Linked DNA regions of Homo sapiens: region 1 is linked to region 2. A link is an interaction called in ENCODE POLR2A ChIA-PET data of the cell type or tissue named here. Cell type or tissue: GM12878. All regions are shown on one strand. Each heading gives the region's core, and the rest is flanking DNA. Links, peaks and the distances in the headings are about the cores only.

Region 1 (7,351 bases), core at 2,012-6,011, 93 kb before region 2:
AAAAAGGCCATTTAGCAAATCCATTATTCTATTCCCAAGGCTAATTGTTTAATTATGGCCCTGACTAGGCCACTGGCCTAAGAAAGTGAATTTAGTAAGCTGAACTTTGATTGTGAAATACAAACAAGGCATACTTGCAAAATATAGATATGCTGCCATGTGCTGAGGACCAGGGGAGTTCTTACAACTGCCACTGGCCAATCATCAAGCACTTAGATGCTGGGAGCCCTACTGCCCACCTGGCCAAACCCCTCACTTAATCCTCAAACTGCAGTATTGGTCAATATTATCACCTCATTTTATGGATGAAGCAGCCGAGGCTTAGCGAATTTGCACACACAGCCTGCCTATGGAGGAGTTAGGATTCTGGTTCTGCTTAGCCTCAGCCCAGGACAGGATTTTAATGACCAAGTCCTCCTCAGGGGCTTAAAAGGGGAGGAAAGTATGCTTCCTGGATTTGCTGAATATTCTTTCCTCCTTGTGAACAGTAACTTACTCATGCCACATACACACATATAAACTTTAATATCCCCAATTTACAGTTAGCATGACCCATAAAACCGGTAGGCAACATGAGGTGGCAAAAACTCAGTAATAGCTTACAAAGAGAATGCAATAGATTCTAGAATGTTGGTGTTATCCATACTTGATGACATGATGTGATGGGGGTGAGTTGGTGGGTAGGTTCACCAAGAAGTATTATTTAGAAAAACTGTGCCAAAGAAATCTATCATTTCACCCATAACTGGTATTAAGTATTGCAAAACTCATTTCCATAATTTCTCTCAGGTAGCTATGAATCAGCTTTCTGCCACAGGACAGATGGCAGAGTCTCATGGGTTAGGATAAAACCTTAGCAGCTACTCTCTTTTGTCTGCCCCACCCTGATTGGTAGCAACTCTTAGATATATGAAAACTTATTACCATTTAATTGTGCCCACACCCCCTGCCAAGCTAAGGAGGCTTTGGGGAAACCAGTTTGTCTGTTCAGATGAGAAATTAGTCATGCGAGCTACAATTGCCACATAGGTAGGAGTTCTGTGTGCTTGGAAACTTCAGACTCACAGACATTTCCATGGGTCGTGCAGGGTGATGCACTCCATGCTGTTGCCCCTGGCAGGAAAGATGAAAAGCATCAATGTGCATTTTAGCCAGAATTGCATTTTGAAAAACCTGCTGGATTTAGCTTCCTCCTCTCTGCCCTCCTGCTGCACCACAGCTTCCCTTGCACATGGCATTTTCTCAGCCCACATCTCATTTTTTGAGGCATTTTATATTCAAAAAAAATTGTGTTTTTAGCACAATTAAAAAATAAGCAAGTTTTTAGCCACCAGGATGCTGCTAGAAGAGGCTGGGCTGTGTATGTTGTATCTGTATGTCGTATCCAGCTGTAACACACTCCCAGAGATACCTTGGTGGGGAGAGAGGGGCTATGCATTTCTCTGGCTGTGCTACTTCTGGAAAGTTCCTGAGCTACATGAGCCGTTGCTATCTGCTTACTTAATTGCTATGACTCCCATTGTAATGATGGTTAATTTATTCCCACTGGCAATAGAATTATGCCTGCAATGCTCAGGAGGCAGTGTGCTGTGCTGTGTACTTGGCATATAAACAAGGCTTCATGTTTAGGGCAATGGAGTATGGAGTAAGGGGACTCACAGGAAAAGTTGTGGCTGAGAAAGAAGTGGGGGAATGGGACATGAGGCAGGTCTGGAATGTGTGCACTGAAATAAAGAAGCACCCCTTCCTATCTATGGAAGCTGGCCATTTTGTGTATTTTCTGGAAAACATGAAGGTATTCCAGAGCCAGCATGAATCTTACATCAAAACTTCTCTCTTCTGTGACTCAGGCTTCCTTCTGTTTGTTCAAATAGACTCAACACTGCTGAACACAAATTTTAACTGAAACTAATTATTCCTTTCATGATTTTTTTTTAAAGCTCTTTATAGGTCTCTAAATAAAATCACTTTGTTTCTATCAGTCTTGTTGATCTCTTTCCCTCTCTATGCTGTTATTTTTGGATTTCAAATAACTCGGTTGTTGAAACCTCCGATATCCCTAGGGGTGAACTGAATGAAGTGTTGCACGGCATTAAATGTCATTGAATGGGATATTATGAAATTCCCATCTTAGCCATTTAGGTCAATATCCTGTTGTTTTTCTCTTACAGGTATGGGTTCATAGAAGGGCACGTGGTGATTCCCCGGATCCACCCCAACTCCATCTGTGCAGCAAACAACACAGGGGTGTACATCCTCACATCCAACACCTCCCAGTATGACACATATTGCTTCAATGCTTCAGGTTGGTTCTCAGGGGGGTGTCTGTTGGCGTGAAAGGCTGTGGGAGCCTGGTCTTTGGAGCTCAGCTTAAGTGGGGATTCATGTAGCCTCCATTTACATAACAAATGCTCACTGAATATCTGTACAGCAGAGCCAACATTCCTGTCTCCATGGAGCTTACATGCTAAATTGGGGAGGCAAACAATAAACAAATAAATATTAAATACCATTCAGGACTGTCCAATCTTTTGGCTTCCCTAGGTCACATTGGGAGAAGAATTGTCTTGGGCCCCACATAAATTACACTAAAACTAAGAGTAGCTGATAAGCTAAAACACAAACAAAAATCACACAAAAAAAATCTCATAATGTTTTAAGAAAGTTTACGGGTTTGTGTTGGACCACATTCAAAGTCATCCTGGACCACACAAGGCCTGTGAGCCGCAGGTTGGACAAGCTTGCCCTATATGAAGTCTGAAAGTGATAAAAGTGCTATAAAAAAGAAAGCAAAATACGAGGCTAATGAGTGCTAGGGATGCTTTTATTTTCTGAGAAGGTGGTCAGGGAAAGTGCCTCCTGGACTGTTCTGAGAATATCAGTGCTCAGAAGGGAGAATGCCAAGGAATAAAGTCAGAGAGCTAAGCAAGGGCCAGCTAACGGGGTGATTCATTCTCAGTGTGATGGGAAGTCATTACAGGTTTTGAATAAGGGAGTGACATGAATCTAATGATAGCTTTGGGGTGTAAGTCAAATGTCTTAGCTGAGAGGTATTTATTATATGAGAGGGCTGGAAAAAAGCCTTGGAGAGTATATGGTATGCCTTTGACCTTCTTAAATATCCCTTACCCAACAGTTGAAAGAACCAGAGAAGAAGAAACCTAAGTTAAGATGTAGATGCTAGGACACAGGCCAGCCTTTCTCTATGTCTTTGTGACTTTCTCCCAACCATTAACCTAGAAAATCAGGCTTATGAGCCTTATTCAAGTCCTAGCAAAATTAAAGAATTCTATGCATCATGAATTTTCAGAATTTTTTGAGAAGGATCAAAATATAAATGTCAAATATCTCGATGCCAACTATCAAAAGTCTTACCTCTTAAACTGGGCCTTCTGTTCCCATGGAAGGTTTGAAGTTGGGTGAAGGGAAAGATGAAGCCTTGAGGTAAACTTGGTACATCTTGCTGGAGTGTCAGTTTTCCCTAAAGATGTGAAGGGGATGTTAAATTAGCTGGAAAGGGACTTAAGACATTATCAGCCTGAGACAAACACAGATATATACATATACATATATATATATTTATATATATATTTATTTATATATATTTATAAATATTTATTTATATTTATATATTTATATTCATTTATATAAATTTATATTTATATATTTATATTTATTTATATAAATTTATATATAAATTATATTTATATATTTAAATATATATTATAAATATATAAAAATTATATTTATATATAAATTTATATATATATATTATATATAATTCTATATATAATATAATATATAATATATATTATATATTATATTATATATAAATTATATATAATATATATAAATTTTATATATATAAATATTATATATTATATATAAATTTATATTTATATATATGTATATATGTATATATAAATATATACACATTTATATATATAAAATCAAGATATCACAGATATATATACCATATACATCAAATATAAATATACATATACCATATATATGGTAGTAAAATATAAAAAGCTGCATGGATTTTTAAACTATAAAAAGGACATCAACTTAATTATGAGATCTTTCTTCTACTCACTACTAAAAAAAACCCAAAAATTAAAATTAATTGTGAGATTACATCAGTGGCTTTAGTCTACACCACCTACCCTTTGTTGTGTGAACAGTAGGGATCAGAGTGGAAATTCAGAGAAGAAATCTAGAGTTTAGGACAAAGTATCAGGGCTGGCTAGTTGAAATGGAGTGCGTGAAGCCAGTAGATTTTGACAAAAATTTACAGGTCACTGAATCTATCGAGAGACATACGAAACAGGAACAGAAAACTGTAGAATGTTTACTCCTCCCTGTTATATGAGTGAAGAACACAAATGGAGTTTGACTAAAGGGAAGGGAGTCCAATTAACACTAAGTAGTACACGACTCATACATACTCAGTTCCCATACCCATGTCTAGCATGTCGTTCTAATGATATTATAATGAGAAAACCACATATAAAAAAGTAAGAAATAGACATAGAGCAACATGTGGTCTAGCTAGCTCCATCTCAGTGCAACAGGTCAGAGGGAGACATTGGGAAAAGCTTGTGCTTTAGATGAAGAGGTTGACTCATTGGGAAAGGGCTGGCATGAGGCTATACACTCCTGAGTCTCTGGGCACTGCTTATTGCATCTCCCATTGAGTCTTGCTGAGTGAATGTATGCAATAAATTATGTAGTTGCATACCCACATTGTCTTACCTGTTTTGCAAGTTGGTTTCACTTGCTAAAAGGAACCTCAACTCAGATAGAAGCTCACACTGTTTTATTGCCTGGCATCGAAGCCATCTAGGCAGGCTGCGACTGAGACTTGTTTCTATCCTTAATTTTGTTCATGAGGTTGGGCCCATACCTGGAGTTGGGAGCAAGAGCATTGATTAATTTTCTTCTCTTTGGAGGGTTAGTTCAGTTGAAAAGCTTGAGAAGTACAGGGGGTATGTTCCTTACTAAAATGGATGAATTAAATAATAAAGCTAGAAGTAATATTTTTCCTTTTGTCTATTTTCCAAATTGACTCGATATTGATGGCTACTTTTGTAAGTTTTTATTTAAGTTTAAAGGGAATATTTATTGATCACCTCTATGTGCTCAGTACTGCACTAGGCAGAGATGGAGTAAGAAAGAACTGGAGGCTACATTTCTTGTCTTAAAGGAGTTAACAATCTTGTTGAAGCAATGAGACAAAAAAAAAAAAAGAAAGAAACTGGAGAAGAGGATAAATGTGTTTAAGGATAAATAAATTCTGAATGTCTTGGATTAGAGTCAGATGATAGGGGTATTAAGTGAGCTAAAGATTTTGATAAACTGCCCTATGCAAAGATTTCATTGCAAGGATCCCTGAATCTAATTTAGCCTGAAAGCTGCTAGCAGGTGGTCATGTCCCAGTGCTGTGATCCCCCCCATAAAACGGCTACAGGGATAAAAGTCAGCTTGATCTTAGTAGATAGCTTCCATAAGCTTAAGTTTTAGCAGTATTTTTAGAAAACATGGCCTGTGGCTAACAAATGAAAATAAGGCAGAACTTGAAAAGGCCTTTGTGATTTTTTTTCCCTCATTTTCAGTGGTTGAGGCCCAACGTGAGCCTGGTGACTTCTGTGTGAACACAGAACTGACTTGAATTGATTCATTTATTAAGCTTGCTTTCAGTCAAGTGCCTCATTTTCTTTTGAGGGTAGAATTAAAGGGAAGATTCTACATGTACTTGTTTATCCATTTCCTCCTTTATTCAACAACTATTTGAGAATATTTATGAGATACCTAAAATGTATCAAGCATTGAAGAGGGTGCCTTTCTATCTGGCAACCAGAGATTAGTGGTTAGACTGAATAATTAATGTTTCTCTTGGTTATTTTGGTGTGTTGAAGCCAAGGTTTATGAGAAAGCCCACCTCAGAGAATTTCTAACAAGTCCTCAGATTCAGGAACACCTCACCAGGTCTAGCTTTCCAAGCAGTACAGAGCTCATTAAATGGAAAGAAAGGCTATCTAATAAGGCCCTGGAATCCGACATGAGAGCATGAGTCTGTTAATTGCACATTTGGGTCAATCCACTAAGCATATTTGCCAGATTTGATGTTCTTTATAAAAGTTAAGGTGAATTGGAGCATGAAGGGGGTCCATGTGAACAAATGCTCTAATAATTTACAAAACTGTCTTAGGGTTTGTGACATCATGCTCCATTCTATTACAACTTGCTGCCTGGAAATTCCCAGTGTACTGTTACTTGCAGTTATATTTGAAGTTAGGGGAGATTGTTTCATCCCTGGCATCAAGAAGCCATAATCCAAAGCCTGGTTCCAGGTATGCACAACATACAAATATCAGAAGCATCTCATAGGTTGCGTCAGTTTCTGCTGATATTTCCAAGAGAAACAAGATAGATACTCCCCTAAATCTCCCAGGTTGGCTATATGCCCTTATTTTCAAGTGTAATAATTTTGGAAAATATTTTTGAAAACTGTAAAAAGCTAAATTAATATTAATTATTACAGTCCCCCATGACCTTGTGAGTTTATCAGAAGCAGGGACAGAAACATGCTCATCTTCTTTTCTCCTTTTATATGGTCTGGCATATAAGTGTTGAGTAGATGCTTAAAAATAATAAATGAAGAGTTATATCTGTAACTTCCTTTAATTATTTCTTATGGCATTACCATTTAAGGATAATCTAAATGCGTGACCTGTACATATTTGGAGATGCATTTAGGGGGCTAACATCTTAGGTGTGTTTACTGGAAGAATAGACCCTTGGGAAATTATATCGGTACTTTTTTCTTTTTTCATCCATTCAACACATTTTTATTGCATGTTTCTCTGTCCCCATCACACATAAATGTTCTGGCCAAGACAGATAAAGTTATTACTCATCTGTGGAGCTTATACATTTCTAGGGAGGGAGGCAGGTAGCAGAAGGCAGAGATTGAGAGAAGTGCCATGAACAGCCATCAAGTAAGATGAACAAGATAAGTTTATATGGTGGTAAACATGAAGAAGAAATGAGAGCAAGATGCTATGTGATGGTGACAGGTGTGGGGGAGTGATGAAGCAGTTTAGATTGGATGGTAAGGAATGGCCTCGCCAAGGAGGTGATACTTCTCTTTAAAGAAATCTGAGAAATCTTTTAGGACAGGCTTTGCAAGAATGGTGTTTCCTAAAACTTTCTGTTTTTTTCCAATTGAATGTATAAAACTGCCAGTTAGTTCCACTAACTGCCCAAAGAAATGGGCAGGTTAAGGTTATCCTTTTTATCTGTGGGAAAAGATGCTCCCAGGTACTAGGAAGCAAACAAAACCTGTTTT
Region 2 (4,000 bases), core at 1-4,000:
CCATATAAAAAGGTCAAATATTGGCAATTTCATATGGTTCAACTTAATATTGATAGAAACAAAACATAGCACCTGCCTCTCAGGATGCATGGTGCGAAGGGACTGTCTTTAGGGGCAGGGTGTGGAAGAGGGGTCACTTGAGGCCCCAAACCCGAGGAAGGCTGGCACAGCTCTGGGCATTCAAGGGCTAAAGTCACATGGGGTTAGGGAAGAAAAGGAGATCCACGTAAGCATTGGCTAAGAGCGTGAAGTCCGGATACCAGCCTGGATGACACTCCCAGCTCAAGCATTAAAGATTTCTTAGCCTGTCCTGCTCAGCTTTCTCATTCGTAACATATGGAGAGGGATACTCACCTGCAAGCATGTTGAGAAGATAATAACTGCTAACATGTATTGAGTGCTTGTCAACCAAGAGGTCCTCCACCAAGGCTGTTTTATATAAAAGGCTTATATGACCCAGAAGAAGCTTCTCATTATATTACCATTTTTAGTCCAGGTGAAAAGGGGATCAGAGCATTTTCTCTTTTATTCCTCCCTACACCTTATCCATTTCTTTTTGCACCTAGGAGGCTCCATTGGGATTTCTTGACCCCATTACTAGACTATAAGCTCCTTGAGGACTGAGACTATGTTTCATTTACTTATGGCACAGGCTGGGCAGGGGAGAATGGGGAGGCTGGTATGTGGAAGGGGCAGGACCAGGATGGATTGTGAATTTAAGACTTGAAAGCAGATTAGCTCTAGAGACACAATTGGTTTTTGTTTAGTAAAACATCTGGTTAGATATTTTCGTGGTAAAAAGTCAGGATGCAGGCCATGATCTAGCAGGATGAGGAGAGAGGCACAGAGAGCTCAGATTACTTTACAGATGAAAAGGAGAGGGGTGTCCAGAGAGCTGGGGAAATATTCAAAGATGGAGAACAAGGAGTCCCAAGGGGAAATTCCCAGGGGTGGGGAATACTAAAAGATTTTTTAGAAAAGGAGATGCCTAACATTACATTTTTATTTTATGTCTGTGCTACCTGAAATTATTAACAGTGAAATAACACTTGAGATTCAACAGTCGATGAAGGGGAGACGACTTCTTTTTCATTTTATTACTCTTTTGAACTTTGTCCTTCCCTTTGCTATGAACATGCATTTATTTTGTGATATATCAAAAAATGATTTTGCTGCGCAGAACTATAGCCCTGCCCCATCCCGCCTTGATCTGCAATTATGCTGCCTCAAGTCAGAGAAACTTTGGTGAGAGAGGAAAGGACTTAGTGGAAAAGGGGCCACATTCCATGGGGAGGTTGATGTAGACCGGAGATAAGATGTAAAAAAGAGAATTCAGTGGAAGTGGGAAATCAAAGCAAAAGACTAAGATAGACATAAGCCCCTAAAATCTTCAAAGAAAAGGTTAACGTAGGAATTAGTTTTGTTTTCCACCAGCCATGAGTGGAGGGTCAGTTAGTTAAGTTTGTGTGTGTGTGTGTGTGCATGTGCATGTGTGTGTCTCAAATTTTTAAAACAGCAGAACTCAGATGAGCATGCTTGGAACACCCAAGGATATCTAGATCATCTGGGTTTGAACCCCAATTCAGCCAGTTAATATCCACTAAATTGGGATAAGTTACTTCTCTCTGAACCTGTTTTCTCAACTGTAAAACAATGATAATACTATTAGTTGCTTCATAATCTGCTGTGACTTTCAAACGAGCCCATGTAAAGTGCTTAGAACAATATCTAACACTTAAGGAGCACTCACTAAGTATTAGCTATTTGCATCCTGTATCTTTTCAATCTATTTTTTTGAAAGGATGCATCAACTGTCAAGAGTTAACTCAAAAAAAAGTAGAGGTGCTCATATACCCACAATCAGAAACTCCTGTTTTCCTTCTCCGTCTCTAGTTCATTGCTTCTGGAAGGGAGAGTCCCTGGAGATTGCATCATCAGAATCACCTGGGAACTTGCTAGAAATGTCAATTCTCCAGCCCCACCTCAGATATATCTCTGGGAGATTTTGGTGCATGCTCGAGTTTGAGAATGAATGCTCTATTCTCTCCAGAGAGGAATGCTGTTGGGAGGAGCTTCAGAGCCCTCCTGGAGGGTGGAGGCTCTTTGAGGTCTTCCTTCTAAGTGCCGTCTCAACTATATTCCCCAATTAGCACATGTGAGCCCAGAAAAGATCTCACTAGCAGAGTCTTATGTGAGAATTAGGCCATAGGTCCACTCGGATTTCACTTTATTTTGATTTTCCTTTTCCTACCTGTAGCCAGACACAGTTATTTATTACCTCTTCCTGGTATTGGCTCCCATTTACCACTCCATCCTGCCTCCTTCAGAGACACTGGGGTGTCAGCAAGGTCTCTTATAAATATCTGCCAAGGGCTCCTGACGCAAAGGGCTTCCTGGACCCAGGGGAAGGTTCTGGTTTTAAACAGTCCCACCCATCCAGTGCTCTGGGACTCGGCATTTTTCAGGGCTCCAGAATCTTGGTTTTCACCATGACATTTACAGAGCAGCTAAGCCTGCCTGTTGAAAACCATCCAGGGCTTAGAGGGCAGTAATGAGGCTGGCTGGTCTCCAGCAGTTGGCAAACACTGTGACACATTAAATGTCACTGTAGGCTTTGTTTGGTTTTAAATTGAAAAATTGCTAGAGTTATGAAAGCTTACAAACCTTGGCTAAAGAGGTGAAGTTTCCCCCTTTTCTTTTTCTCTGCTTTTCCTCCACAGACTACTTATCTAGGGAATGGCCAGTTGCACCCCATCTCATCTTAGCCCCCACCACCACTTACACACTAATGAGCACCCAATAGTCACAGAGCTCACAACCAAGAGCTAGTTTCCAGAACTCCTCTTGCTGGTGAGAAAGAATGTGCCACCATTACTAATTCAAAGCAGATCTGACCTAGCTACAAACAGCTACACACATTTTCCCAGGATCCTCTACCCTTCCTTTTTCTTTTCCTCTTAAAAGGAATGCTCGTGCTTATTTGTATACAAACATTCATCCCCAGCAGAATTCTACTCTAGGTCTTAAAACTAGAAGGGCACTCAAAGGCATTGAACCTAGACTCTTGCTTCCAACCTGATATGTTATTGCCCCATTTTACACATGATGTAGCTGAGGCTCAGAAAGTCACTTGCCCAAGGTCCTTTAGATAGTAAGTGCAGAGCTCAGACTGAGGGCTCCTGCCTCTTAGACTCTCTTTCCCTTGATCACACTCCTCCCTCCATTTGAGATCAGAGCCCCAGAACTGGACAACAGCTCTTCATTTGCTCCTTTCTTCCCAGCTCCAGCCTAGGATGGGGTTTTCTATTATATGATTTCATCAACATAGTTAATCCAAATGTATCATCCTTTTTAAAAAAAAAAAAAAATTCAGCCAACTCCCTTCTGCTGACACACTTCAGCCCTGGAGTTAGGACGCTCTGCTTTCCTTTGCAAGTGTAAGCATGTGAGCACCTGCATGGGGTGATCTGGGAGGGCCCAGCCCTCCTGTTTCATTTGCTAACATTTAGGTCAGAAGTAGGCAGGGTTTTGAATGTTTCATGAAGTGACTCACATCCAACAGGCTTGAAAACAAGTGACTGCCAAGGACCAGGACCTACAATGGCAGACCCACTGGGGCTGGAAGACTTGAATTCTAAGGGTGGCCAAGACCTTGATTGTACCCCATTTGTCCTCATTGAGCCTATTTGTTTTATTTTCATGCTGAGAGAAGAAAAAAATAGGTCAAAAATATTTCTCTGGTTAGCATGCAGAATCAGGTGTGTCTTAGTCTGTGCTGCTATAGCAAAATACTTGAGATTGGGTAATTTATATAGAACAGAAATTTATTTCCTCAGAATTCTGGAGGTTGGGAAATCCAAGATCAAGAAACTGGTATCTGGTAAGGGCCTTCTTTCTGCATCATGACATAGCAGAAGGCAGAAAGACAAAGAGAGGGCAAGAAGGGGCTGAATTCACCCTTTTATAATGCACCAACCCCACTCATGAGGGTGGAGCCTTC

Evidence for each region. ChIA-PET counts read pairs that join two places held together with the same protein. Peaks named below come from ENCODE experiments on the same cell type or tissue, not always from the same donor. Only the 100,000 strongest peaks of a DNase experiment are listed, where the experiment ranks them.
Region 1: POLR2A ChIA-PET joins it to region 2 with 5 read pairs; 5 of 35 experiments call an interaction of 5 or more read pairs at or near these places.

The regions. Positions count from the first base shown.
Region 1 is chr11:35,178,103-35,185,453 of GRCh38, forward strand. CD44 (CD44 molecule (IN blood group)) reads left to right here. Exons shown (of 18, transcript NM_000610.4): 3 at 2,172-2,305. Among named protein-coding and RNA genes, the nearest start is that of SNORD164, 19 kb to the left of the region's middle. In GM12878, for the core only: no CTCF peak of the experiment used is centred there; a DNase peak (open chromatin) is centred at 4,379; H3K27ac peaks cover 278 bases.
Region 2 is chr11:35,273,099-35,277,098 of GRCh38, forward strand. The region is part of intron 9 of SLC1A2 (solute carrier family 1 member 2); the gene reads right to left. Among named protein-coding and RNA genes, the nearest start is that of SLC1A2-AS1, 6.7 kb to the right of the region's middle. In GM12878, for the core only: no CTCF peak of the experiment used is centred there; no DNase peak of the experiment used is centred there; H3K27ac peaks cover 258 bases.